Linked DNA regions of Mus musculus: region 2 is linked to region 1. A link is a contact called in ENCODE Hi-C or POLR2A ChIA-PET data. All regions are on one chromosome and are shown on one strand. The core of a region is the stretch at or near the end of the contact, and the rest is flanking DNA. Distances in the headings are between cores, read along the strand shown.

The links. A loop is a pair of places that touch in the nucleus more often than their neighbours do. ChIA-PET counts read pairs that join two places held with the same protein, here RNA polymerase II (POLR2A).
Region 2: POLR2A ChIA-PET joins it to region 1 with 22 read pairs in Patski. The contact joins the enhancer-like site here to the promoter of Nfil3 in region 1. A Hi-C loop is called at or near these places in 1 of 37 maps with a recorded cell type or tissue (left cerebral cortex). POLR2A ChIA-PET finds 5 or more read pairs at or near these places in 1 of 5 experiments (Patski).

Annotation. Positions count from the first base shown.
Region 1 is chr13:52,979,210-52,985,410 of GRCm38, reverse strand. It overlaps Nfil3 (nuclear factor, interleukin 3, regulated), which reads left to right and starts at 4,372. Exons shown (of 2, transcript NM_017373.3): 1 at 4,372-4,550.
Region 2 is chr13:53,030,313-53,036,778 of GRCm38, reverse strand. No RefSeq gene overlaps it. Among named protein-coding and RNA genes, the nearest start is that of Gm33519, 15 kb to the right of the region's middle. Within about 2 kb of position 3,043, at least 1 of the 3 ENCODE cell types and tissues checked has a DNase peak (open chromatin) inside an H3K27ac peak, as active enhancers do.

The DNA.
Region 1 (6,201 bases), core at 3,123-5,622:
TTTGACCCTCTTTTATTACTCAATTTCTTCCCCCAAAACAAAACTGCCAAATCAGTTTTTGGAGAATTAGGCCAAGAATATTTTTTTTTTTTTGTAAGTATGGATGAAGGAACTGCACAGCAAGAGCCTGGCAGGAGAGGAGGGGGTGGGGCTAGGGGACAGCAGCGATCTCTAAACTTCCTACTCCAGCTTGAAAGGAGCCAATGCCTGGTGGGATGAAGGAGTCCAAAAGTCAAAGCTGAAGTCCCATCCTAGACTGCCGGCCCCTACTGTGAAATCTAGGAGCTGTCTGCTCTTCTGCTCTGCAGATTGTAATTAAAAGATACAGGATGGAGCAGAGCAGTGGGAGCATCCGCCCACTTTTAAGCCCAGCGCTCAGGAGGCAGAGGCAGGCAGAGCTCTGTGAGTTCAAGGCCAGGCCAGTTTACAGAGCTAATGCCAGGACAGCCAAGACTACACAGAGAAACCCTGTCTTAAAAAAAAAAAAAAAAAAAAAGACATGAGATGGGGCTAAAGAAGTGGCTTACCAATTAAGGGTACTGACTGCTCTTCCAGGGGACCTGGGTTTTAATTATCAGACCCACATGGCAGCTCACAAGCAGCTGTAACTCCAGTCCCAGGGGATTGAATGTCCTCTTATGGCTTCTGTAGGCACCAGGCACACATGTGGTGCATGAACATACATGCAGACAATAATATGCACTCATGCATAAAATAAAAATAAATAAATCTTTTAAAAATTAAAGACAAATAAGAGGTACTAGATGGTCAATAAGCACAGTACAGTGGTAGGTAGTGAGTGCTCCCATTGGCCATGGCCACCAAATAAGGGGTGGGGTCATCAAAGGGTGCATAGCGAATGAAACATTTCCACAGAGAAATTCAGACATCTGGTATACAGAGCAGAGAGAGTGAGAGCTGTAGGCTTGGCTTGTCATTAGCCTGTGACTGTCCTTCCAGCCATATCCACAGGACTTCATTTTTCCATCTCTAGATTCCATCCAGATAAGTCCTAGACCAATTCATTCATTCTTTCAGCCAGTCATTTGACCATTCATTCATTCATTCATTCATGCATTCAGCCATTTATCCAGTCAATCAGTCATAAACAGTCTCACATGGCAGAGGCTGATGTTACAACTGAAAATGACTGAATGTCTGATCCTGCTGCCTGCACCTCCTGGGTGCTCGGATGACAGACGTGTACTACCAAGTCTGTTTCATCTCCTTCTGGGAATTGGACCCAGGCGTCTGCGCATGCTAGGCAAGCACTTTACCAACTGAGCTACAATTAGTAAAGTGTTTTATTTATTTTAAAATACATTACATTTATTTATCTTTTATTTATGATGTGTTGTATGTGTGCGTCCACTCAAACCTACACCATAGTGCACATACGGAGGTTATGGGGACAGCTTTAATGTCTCAGTTACCCCCTTCCACCAGAGCTCAAACTCAGGTGTCAGGCTTGGTGGCAAGTGCCTTTCTCCACTAAGCCATCACTTTTAAAGAAAATTAATTCCTTGCCAACATCGAAAAGCAGGATATTTCTCACACTCATATACATACATAACACACACACGAGGTATTTTTAATGTCACCTTTTGAAAACTTGGAGCCACAGTCCCCCTGATCTGGTATTGTAACAGTGAAGGCATTTTCTCTTCGTGACAGAGTCCAAGGGTGGCTCACCTCCTGAACCCCCATAAAATACTAGGTGTATGTATCAAGGCCCAAGCCAAGAGCTTCTGGACACTGGGCTGAAGTCGTGTAACCAGGCTTAGACCTGAGTTCGATGCCGGGCGCTGTGAAAGAAAAAACCCTCGGGTTGCGTACATCAGCGTACTCTCGACCCTCCAGCTGGACACGCCCTGAAATTTTTCTCAGAGAGAGCCACATCCTCCACCTGCTCTCAGCTTACACCTCTTATATTGGCTGCTCAAAGTGTGCTACAGCAGTGTATAAACACAAAGCGATTCTTAAATGCTTTCTGGTCTAGATCATCTCTCTTTGGCTCCTGCATCCAAACCCAATTCCCGCTCTGAAACAAACCAGCCACTTAGAGTAAGAACGTTTTGAGTTTGGTTGCGAAGGTAGGATACCGATAAAGCACTTGCTTAGCACGTAGCAGTCCAGGGTTCAAGCCCCAGCACTTCCGCAAAAAACTCGTTTGAAAGTCATACTTCAATTAAAGTCCTCCACCATCTCCCTATTCGGGAGACCCTACTTACAGCCTGTTCAGTAATCAGCACACTGGAGACTTGGGGGAAATTCTCCCACCCCAGGGTTATGTTTCAATTTTCTTCTAGTTCAATTAATTGCAAGCACTTGCCCACTAGGTGGACCCCCAGGGTGTAACACCGGACGCATCATCACCCGGGTCCTGGAGACCGAGCCTCCATCACCTTGTTGAGCTGTTTTTAAGCACCAGGGGGCGCGAATGAGTTGTTTTCCAAGTTGATATCAGAGACATCTTTCACACTTCCTCTGATTTCCAAGTTAGATGACAATGACGGAAGCATAAATGTGGTGGAGGCGCAATGTAAACTGCCCCCGGGAATGAAGACAGGCATCAGATTTCAAAATTCAGTATAAAGAACAGCTTCGTGGGTCACAGCAGTCCGTTCTTCCGCTGTCAGCCTTGGGTGAGTCAGGCAAGTTCAATTTTTTTTTTTTTTTTTTTTTTTTTTTTTTTTTTTTTTTTGTGAAAACGCTATTCCCCGATTCTACCTACTTAGGGATCCTATGACATCAGTAAATTCGAGAAAAGTGGAACCGATTAACCAAATCAAGATTCGTTTACATCAAGGTAGTTAGTTCTTCGGAAAAAAACAAAACAAAAAACAAAAAAAAATCCAAACAAACAAAGTGTAAAGGGGGGAGGGGGTGTTCCCTGAACTGATCAGCACCCGTGAAAGGAGATTTATCCTCTATTGCGTATCTGTGCTATGGGGGCTTTATTGGTTAAGGGGTATTTTACCAGCTAGACTCCATCATTATTGCCCTGTGAAGGCGTCCAAAAGTCCAACGGTGAATGGCATTTAAATCACCACTGGATGTGCCTCGGAGATTATTTGTGGAGTTACTACTGTGTGTCTTGAGTAAATGGAAAGAGATCCACTTGGTGAGATGTTCCGGGTGGGGGTCCCGCACACTCACTCTTTATTTTGGGGTTTGCTTTCTTTGAAAAATGAGAAAGGAGGGGGTTGAGTGAGGGAATCATTCGAGCCCAGGTCCCACAGTCCGAGCTCAAGGACCTTGCCACCTGCCACATTCCGTATTTGGGCAAGCGCGTGCGTCACTGTCAGGAATATGGCTCCCTTTGCCAAGGCCGGCTATAATCTTACGTGTCTGTAAACGCGGGGAGTGTTTGCCACGTTCCTTTACAATAGCCAACCCGATGACTGACTTAAGAACATGCCACCAGATGCTCTGTCTCCCATTTCCTTATGTCTTTTGTACATCCCAGGAATTGGGGAAAGGGGGGTGGGGTGGGGGCTGGCTGGCGTGTTCACTGAGAACCGAAAGGAGAGGAGAACTACCAGTTCAAGATGCTTGGGGAATGCCCTCCGTGGCTTGCTCTAGCCCGAGCACCGAAAGCGGGTAGGTTTCCCAGCCGGGGACACCGAGGCCGCGGACTCTCAGGTCCTCGGAGACAGCCGCCACCTCTCCACGTGGTCGGGGACACAGACCAACCGGGTCTAGCTTGGTTTCCCAACCGTGTTACGCAACAACTTTGTAGGGGTCGTCTTCGCCCTAATTGTGTCGGGAGCGCTGTTTGTGTTACCGTTGCGGCGCTGCCCGGGAGAGGAGCGGGACATTTCAGTAGCCCGGCTGCCGCGCCCCTTTCCCGGTCTCAGAGGGGACCGTGGGCACAAGGAGGCCAAGGTCCCCGCCACGCCCGTGTCCCCATAGCCCTCACCCGGGGTTCTATTGGCAACAGGTAGCCCGGCCCTCTGTGGCTCTCCGGGAAACAAACAAACAAAAAAAGGTGCTGGCACCACGGAGCGAGCGCAGCGACCCGGAGGGCGCGGCCGGCAATGGGCAAAAGGGTCCTGGGCTCCTCTTAGGCGTGCCTCGGGTTGCTCCGCGGTGCGTCCCGTTGCGCAACATAGCGCTCGGCCTGGGTCCCCACGGACAGCGGGTAGCAGCTGCGGCCGCGGCCAGAGAAGGACGCGGACTGCCAGTGGCGCCGCGGCGGAGAGGACGGGGCGGGGCGGGGCGGGGCGGTGGGGAGCCCGCCCCTGTCGGCGCGGCCAGTGGCGGCGGGCCGGGGGCGGGCGCGGGCGCGGCGATTGGGGCGGCCGCCGCCCGTCACGGCGGGGCTGGCGGGCGGCGACGTAGCGCGGCGCTCGGAACTGACCTACTAACACACATCTCTCGGCGCGGCCACGGCGCCCGCGGACCCGGCGCGCCCGCTCGTCTCCCGCGCCGCGCCCTCGCCACCGCCCGCTGAGGGCCCGGCGGAGCTTGAATCGCGCCCCGGCGCCGCCAGCCCGGTTACAGCCGCCCTTTCTTTTCCCCCTCACGGACCAGGGAGCAGAACCACGGTAAGCGCTCCGCCCACCGGCGGCCCCGGGGGCCCTGCTCTGCTCCGTGCCCGCTCTTGGAGCGCGCGGCCGGCGGGCGTAGGGCGCGGGATGCGTGCGGGCGCGGCGCAGGGCTGGCGGGAGGCGGCGAGTGTGCGCGGGGCATGCATTACATAAACTTTTGCTGCCTTGGCAGGAGGGGGGACTCGCCACCTTAAGGTAGCTGCTTTGATTGCAGCGCCCTGGCGCCCGCACGTAGCCCGGGCTGCCGCGCGCTCCCTCCTCCTCCCCGCTATTGCATAATGTCTCCGGATTTCAGGAAAATTGATGTTTCGGTGGCGAAGAGCGCGCCGTGGAGGCGGAGTGGAGGCCGATCCTTTTAGCAGCCAGACGACTTGCCCTGCTCTCCGGGGTCTCTCCGCGCTAGTCCCCAATCCGGGCCAGCTAAGGGGAGGGTTGAGTCTTGATTTGCTTAGGAGGATTGGGAGTACCAACGGTGACGGCAATCGGAGATGCCTGCGCGGCGTTTGTTTGTGTCAGGCGCTGTGTCGGCACCGACGTTTTCCAACCCGTTTGTCGTCACCGTGTTTTACGAGCCCTCGGGAAGGTGGAGGGATGTGTCCTTTCTTACATTGCATAATGGGCCAGCGATGAAACGTGGGCACCGAGGACGAACTGATGTGAGAATGTGCGCGTGTGATTTGTGTGCAATGATTTGGTCATTTTAGCGCAGCGTTGGCTATTAGATCCTTATTGGTACCTCTGTATCGTCCCAAATACGCATATTTTAAAAAACGATTCTATGGAGTTCATTATTAAGAAAGAAGAAATCCTAGTCTTGGACACTAATGCGCGCGGGGGAGGGGGGGCTCCTTAAATGTTCCGAGGTGTTATTTTTAAAACCCGGACGAGCCATTGTGACGTTTGCCTCCCCACTTTTCCCAACTGGAATGCGATGCGTTTCATCAGCCTTTCTTTTTCTTTCTTTCTTTTTTTTTTTTCTCACCTTATCGTCATTGGCTTTTTTTTTTTTTTTTTTAAGACACCACAAGACAAATCATTACTAGATTCCTGGAAATGTGAGGTTATGTAACTGCCGAATTTGCTGGCTGTTGAGCATAGAAAGGGAGCTAATTACGTGATTTTATAATCTTGCCACAAAGAAAGTAGGGCAATCTCAGCGTTGAAGAATGTCACCATCAACAGGGGTTTTGTTGGTTCTTTTAAAGGATATTTTAAGCCGGAAAGTGACGACCGACTAAGCCTTGACATAGCTCATGCTTGCCAAATGTGTGTCTTTTACCCTAAAAGAAATGTACGTCTTTCTAAATATAGCCCTATCACATTTTAACAATCCTGGCCTCAGTGCTATTTCTGGTTTCTCCAGGGCTGTGTGCAAATACGAGCTCAAGGCCATTTGCTGTAGTTTTAACTCCACGCCTTCCAAGACCTCTGATAAGACTGTATTTTTAGGAAGGCATTTCGCAGCACCCAGAGACTGCTGGTGAACGCGGGGGCCCCATTTATCATTTTAAAGGACACTTTGGAGGAACTGCTGCGTTCAGAGGGCAACAGGGAATGGCCAAGTGACACCTTCTTTTCTGGCTTTTGTAAATAACAACGGCTAATGAGGTCAAAAGTATTTATTTCACATCATAATTTCCCCCAGATC
Region 2 (6,466 bases), core at 1,794-4,293, 53 kb before region 1:
GAATTCTGTGGCTGTGGCAGTGTTATACCCAGAAGTCATCAGCGGAGGCACCATCAGTGGCTGTGAGGACCACTGTTCTAGACCATGGGTTTTTTGAGGGTCCAGCTTAGCTTTTTACCAAGGCATCTCCATGGCTCTGCACTGGTCAAATGGGATGGTGTCTTAGTCAGGGTTTCTATTCCTGCACAAAACATCATGACCAAGAAACAAGTTGGGGAGGAAAGGGTTTATTCAGCTTACACTTCCACATTGCTGTTCATCACCAAGGAAGTCAGGACTGGAACTCAAGCAGGTCAGGAAGCAGGAGCTGATGCAGAGGCCATAGAGGGATGTTACTTACTGGCTTGCTTCCCCTGGCTTGCTCAGCTTGCTTTCTTATAGAACCCAAGACTGCGAGCCCAGAGATGGTACCACCCACAAGGGGCCCTCCCATCCTTGATCACTAATTGAGAAAATGCCTTACAGCTGGATCTGATGGAGGCATTTCCTCGAGGGAGGCTCCTTTCTCTGTGATTACTCCAGCTTATGTCAAGTTGGCACACAAAGCCAGCCAGTACAGATGGAGATTGTCCTCTTCTCTCAAGATGTCCCAGAGACAAGCTGGCCCCTGTCTCTTACCTACAAGGGAGAGGATTCCAGTTGCCCTGTGTCAATCAGAGCCAAGCACAAGCTCAGTCCCAAGTGGTATTGCACTTGAGAAAATCTCCACTCCGAAATTGTTACAGATGCACAAATAAAATAATTATTCTATCCACTTCCAGCCCTTTCCTGGGAATTCTACAGCTCACTTTGCAAAGACACACACCCACCCCTGGCAAAGGAGACTTGATTCCAGGTTGTGGACAGAGCTGGGCTCTGTTCATCTCAGCAGCCCTGAGCCTTCTATGGTGTTTATCTCTGGAATTTTTCACTAGTTTTGGATCACTGTTGACGGTTGGCACTGCCACCATCAGAAGTGGAGTCTATGATGAGACAGGGCTGCTGTTGTCTGCTGCTCATTAACCCTCAGCACACGGACTCTTGCGGTCTCTGGAAATCACGTGATCGAGCTTTCCCTGACCATCGCCAAAGATGGTGTTCTGGTTCTTGCTTTAATCCACACCAGGGGACACTTAACAAAGCAAACGGTCTTAACATTCCAGTCTCATGAAAACCAAGGAGCCAGCCCACCCAAACTCAAGGACACGAAACTACCTATGACGTGAGATCTCAAGCACAGATTTTTTTTTAATAGTGAAGAACATTTGTTGACTTATAAGTATGGGCTAGAAATTAGACAACTTTATATCAATGCTAACTCTCTGATTTTAATATTTGTATTATGTTTTTTAAAAAACACTTGTTGTGTGTGTGTATATGGGGAGGGGTGTCCTGGCACATATATAGAGGTCAGGGGGTGTGTCCTGGCACATGTACAGGGCTCAGAGGACAGCTTGTAGGAGTTGATTCTCACCTTCCACCATGTGGATACTGGGGAGTGAACAAAGATCATCAGTGACATGCCTTCTCCAGCAAGGCCACGCCCCTAATCCTTCCCAAACAGTTCCACCAACAGAAGGCCAAGGAAATAAATGAGCCTATGGGGAATGTTCTCATTCAAACTACCACCAACAGAGACACAGTGAATGGCCAGAGCCAAGAATACTGTGGAGTTAGAGTCTGCAAATGAAAGGAGGAGGGTGGTGGTTGGGTGTCGTTTTTTTTTTTTAATTTATTTTATGTATGTGAGTACACTGTAGCTATCTTCAGACACACCAGAATTGGGCATCAGACCCCATTACAGATGGTTGTGAGCCATCATGTGGTTGCTGGGAATTGAACTCAGGACCTCTGGAAGAGTAGTCAGCGCTCTTAACCACTAAGCCATCTCTCCAGCCCAAGGTGGCAGTTGTTAATGACAACAATCCATGTGTGTGCTTCCCAAAGAGGCCTAGAGACCCACACTGCTGAGGTAAGCTATTCTGCACAAGACAGCTTGGGGAAATGTTGAGGTTTTGATCATTTCCATGGATCCTCAGAACAGACATTTCCTGACTCAGCTTTAAACGCTCTCTGACCTGGCTGTGATTCTGTCTATTCACTCTGTCTCCCTTCCTACATCGGCGGTTCTCCCCCTCCATCAGCCCTCAGTGGTTTGTGGACAGCCCTAACTGCCTGCCAGCCCTGTGCTCAAGGGGCAGCTGAGGACTAGGAGAGGTGCCCCAAAGATGGGGATCCCAAGGAACAGTTCAGGATGCAGAGAAGACAACCCCTTTTCATGGAAGACCTGGAGATGGTGGGTATGTCAGGCTGGAGGCAGCTGGCAGGAGAACAGACATGAGTTGAGTGTAGACATGACCAGGTGACAAAAACCTATAAGGACACAGCAGGGAGATGTTTGCTTCTTGAGCTCGCCAGGAAGTGAAGCCAGGAACGGAGGCTGGTCACAGTGGTCATCAAGCCAGGGGTAGGAGCACTGCAGGAGAACATGGAGAGATTTCAGTGGGACACAAGATCTCAGAAGACACTGCTCCTAAGAACTCGCTCCCGGTTCCCTTTGTACGTTCTTTTCACAGGGCTCCCCATCCCATACTCTAAGCTTGCTCTTCCAGACTTATATAAGCCTAACACATCAGTGTGCTGAAGATATATGGACTGAATTCCAATTTATAGTAGCGCCTCCCCTGGAGTCACAATACCTGGAAGCACAGGATAACTTAGAGCCACCTCACTCCCTGGAAAGAACATTGTGTTCATCATCAGAGGGTCAGGGCTGGACATTTTTGTCTCTGGATGTCTCCTGCTTAGCCTTCAGGGTCCACTACCATTTGCTTAAATGAGTGGGTTGAGAGGCAGATGTTTCTGGCAGCTTTGTTCTGTGGCTGTATAGCTCAGCCTCAGTGCTTGGTAGGATATGTGCTATTTTCCCTTTGCCTTGTGTATTGACTCGCTGGCCTGTCAGTGTGGCCCGACTGTGTTTTGGAAAGTCTCCATGGATTTTGGGGACTGTGCACTGATGTAATGCCATGGGTATCTTATGAACATTCCTTTAGATTACCCTTGGCTGCACGAGCACGGCCACATTCCTTACCAGTGAACAGGAGGCAGCACCCGGGTTGGGGTGGGGGTGTGAGTATTTTTAAACTGGTTTCATTAGTAACTCTTCACTTTCTATCACTCTGGGGATAAGGGGCTTTGAGGGGGCAGCAGACTTCATGGGGAAGTTTTCTCTGGAAGCTGCAAAGGATGAAGCGGGGAAAATCCAAAAATAGTTTAGGAAATTAGTCATCTGTCTCCAAACTGTGTTGAGTTACAGTTTTGGATTTCACTTAATGGAACTTAAAAAAAAAAAAAAAAACTGGACATGCAGAAAGTTTCACAATCTCTTCCACAGAGGTCAGAAAGGTCCATTTTTGTAGCCCCAAAAAGAGGCAAAGTTCCCATCGACTAGAACGTGGTAATCACACTTTTCATAATGGAAGGCCATACTCTCGGACCTTGGAAACAACTTGATCTTTCTACTTTCGCTAAGTTTCTCATATCAAAGGTCAATAATTAGATTGCCTTCTGATTTGCTTACTTAAAAGAGGGACAGTGTACAGTCTATGCAAAGCATTTCTTTAGCAGACACAAACATTTTGAGGCTAATATGTTAAGCACATATTTATCCATTAAAAAATATTCCCGAAGGAGAGTTTAAATGGAAGAGCTAACAGTTCTTGTTGTTTAATCTTTGAGACAGGAACTTGTGTAGCCCAGGCTGGCCCCCAACTTGCTAAGTAGCAAGGGTGACCTTAAACTTAAATCCTCTTGCCTCTGCTTCTCAAGTGTTGGGATTGTAAGTGTGTACCAGCATGCCTAATGCGTTACCGGAATACTTCTTCTGTCTTATTCCTAGGCCAAGCAACTGTGTGGGAATCTCAAGGTAGCTACATAGCTACTTTCACTTTGATTTTGCATTCGAATGTGTCTCAGGCAGTGAGGGCTTTTGGGGAATGGGTGGGGAAGCTTGCTACAGACAGCCCTGTTTTCACGGTCCTATGAATGAATGATGCTGCATCCCAGTGGAAGGAAAATTTCAAGGAAATCCTGAGCCCAGGCAGAGGCACAGCCAGGCTGCTCTGCATAGCCTGGGGAATGGGAATTCCACAGCCAGTGAGTTCTGGCTTGGTGCTGATGCAAAGCATAAAGTCTTATGGAGACACATCCTCAGAGAGCATCTCATGGGAGCGTGCCGTAAGCTGATGGGGCATGCGGGCACCGTCTACATGGTCGGATGACCCACACCTTCTGATCTGTGGGCGCTTTGGGTGCTGAGTTACACAGAATTCTCAGTGGCTTTTGTTGGGGGTAGGTCCTTTCACCCACTTCCCCGGAACTTTCTGACAACCTTTGGACAGCAGGCAGACTCATACTTCAACCGCAAAAGAGCCACTGAGAGCAGACTGCTGATGGCTATTAGCACCGCCCTGGTGGCCCCACAAAGAAACCATAAGCCCAGCTTTCAGGATGCAGAGGGAAACAGTGCTGGCCTGAAAAGATCCCCAAAGCAACCAGGAAAAGACAGAAACTCTCTGATGAGGCATGTCTTACTCAGGGTTCCTATTCCTACACAAAGCATCATGGCCAAGAAGCAAGTTGGGGAGGAAAGGGTTTATTCAGCTTACACTTCCACATTGCTGTTCATCACCAAGGAAGTCAGGACTGGAACTCAAGCAGGTCAGGAAGCAGGAGCTGATGCAGAGGCCATGGAGGGGTACTACTTACTGGCTTGCTTCCTCTGGCTTGCTCAGCTTGCTTTCTTGTTGAACCCAGGACTACCAGCCCAAGGGATGGTACCACCCACAATGGGCCCTCCCAACTTGATCACTAATTGAGAAAATGCCTTACAGCTGGATCTCATGGAGGCATTTCCTCAAGGGAGGCTCCTTTCTCTGTGATAATTCCAGCTGTGTCAAGTTGACACACACAACCAGCCAGTGCAAGGCCCTTTCTTGCCTCTGTAGACACAGATACAGAAGGTCCTAATTGTGGACTTCTGACACGTTTGGTGGGCTCCTTTGCTGTCTCCTTGTTTTGGTGGGCTTAACAGCCTTTCCTCAACTATATTTTCACCTTATACACAGGACCTAGCTGGCACCTCTATAAACTCTGGCATTCCTGAGCTGCCACAGGAAGAGGAGCAGAGGAGAAAGAAGAGAAGGAGAACCCAGAGCCTGGCAGTGGAGTTGGAAAGTGATGGATTTCCAGGGAAAGGCTCATGGGAAACTCCCTGTATCTGAGGCTGTTGCACTAGACTAGGAGGTCACTCAAGCCAGCCTGTAGTGGACACATCCGGACTTCAGCCGCTAAGATGCTGCACTAGGCTGTGCTTCAGGAAGGAATTTGTCCCCATAGCTGCTTCCATACCCCAGGAGCCCCTAGGCTCTTAGGCTGACAGGTCAGGTGCCCTTTGATCTGCAATATGAGACTATCTCATTGAAATTCAAATGTTGGCCATAGAACCCCAAGTGTCTAACAAGACTTGAGGGTGCTCAATAATGCAAGCACAGGGACTGACTGTATTTGGGGAATTGTAGTAATTTAAAAATGGATCCTTCTGCACCAAGACTTCTGTAAATTGGGCAGCTCTCTGCTGATGAAGCAACCTGAGAGACAAACAAAGATCCAACTCACCGTTGTCTCTTTGCTGTCTTAGTCCTTTGATGCTGGTGCCTGTCTTAGTGAGTGTTCCGCTGTTGGGAAGAGACACCATGACCATGGACTCTCATAAAGGAGAGCATTTAACTGGGGCTAGCTTACAGTTGCAGAGGCTTAGGCCATTGTTATCAAGGAACAAGGCAGCGGGTATGGCAGGCATGGTGCTGGAGATGGAGCTGAGAGCTTCATCCTGATCCACAGGCAGAGCGGAGAGGAAGGGAGGGGAGGGAGGGGAGAGGAGAGAAGAGGAGAGGAAAGAGAAAGGAGAAAGAGAGAGAGCACGCACCTGTAACAAGACCACACCTCCTAATCCTTCTCAAATAGTGCCACTCCCCAATAACTAAGCATTCAGTATCTGAACCAATGGGAGCCATTTTCATTCAGGCCATCACAGTGCTTGTTCATTTCTCTCTTTGTTGTGGTGAAGGCCACATCTATGTCCTGTGACTTTTCCTGGAGAGACACTAACAAACACCAGCCATTGAAACAATGGGAACCCTGTAGACTAAAAGGATCTTCCTGCAGATTAGCTAAAGCATCTCCTTTCTCATGCCTGCTCAATATAACACGATCTGGCTGGAAATGAGCTGAGTGGTTAAAGCTCATCTAATTAATAGAGAATCATCCATTTGAACTACATGGAACTTGAACTACATGGTTACATTTGTTAACCATGGCGTGAAAAAGCCTTTGGTACCACCTCCCACAACCTAAGCCCCTATACAATTCAAAGTATATTTTTTACTTGGTTCACATACAATTGGCCATTGAAAACACTTTAACAACT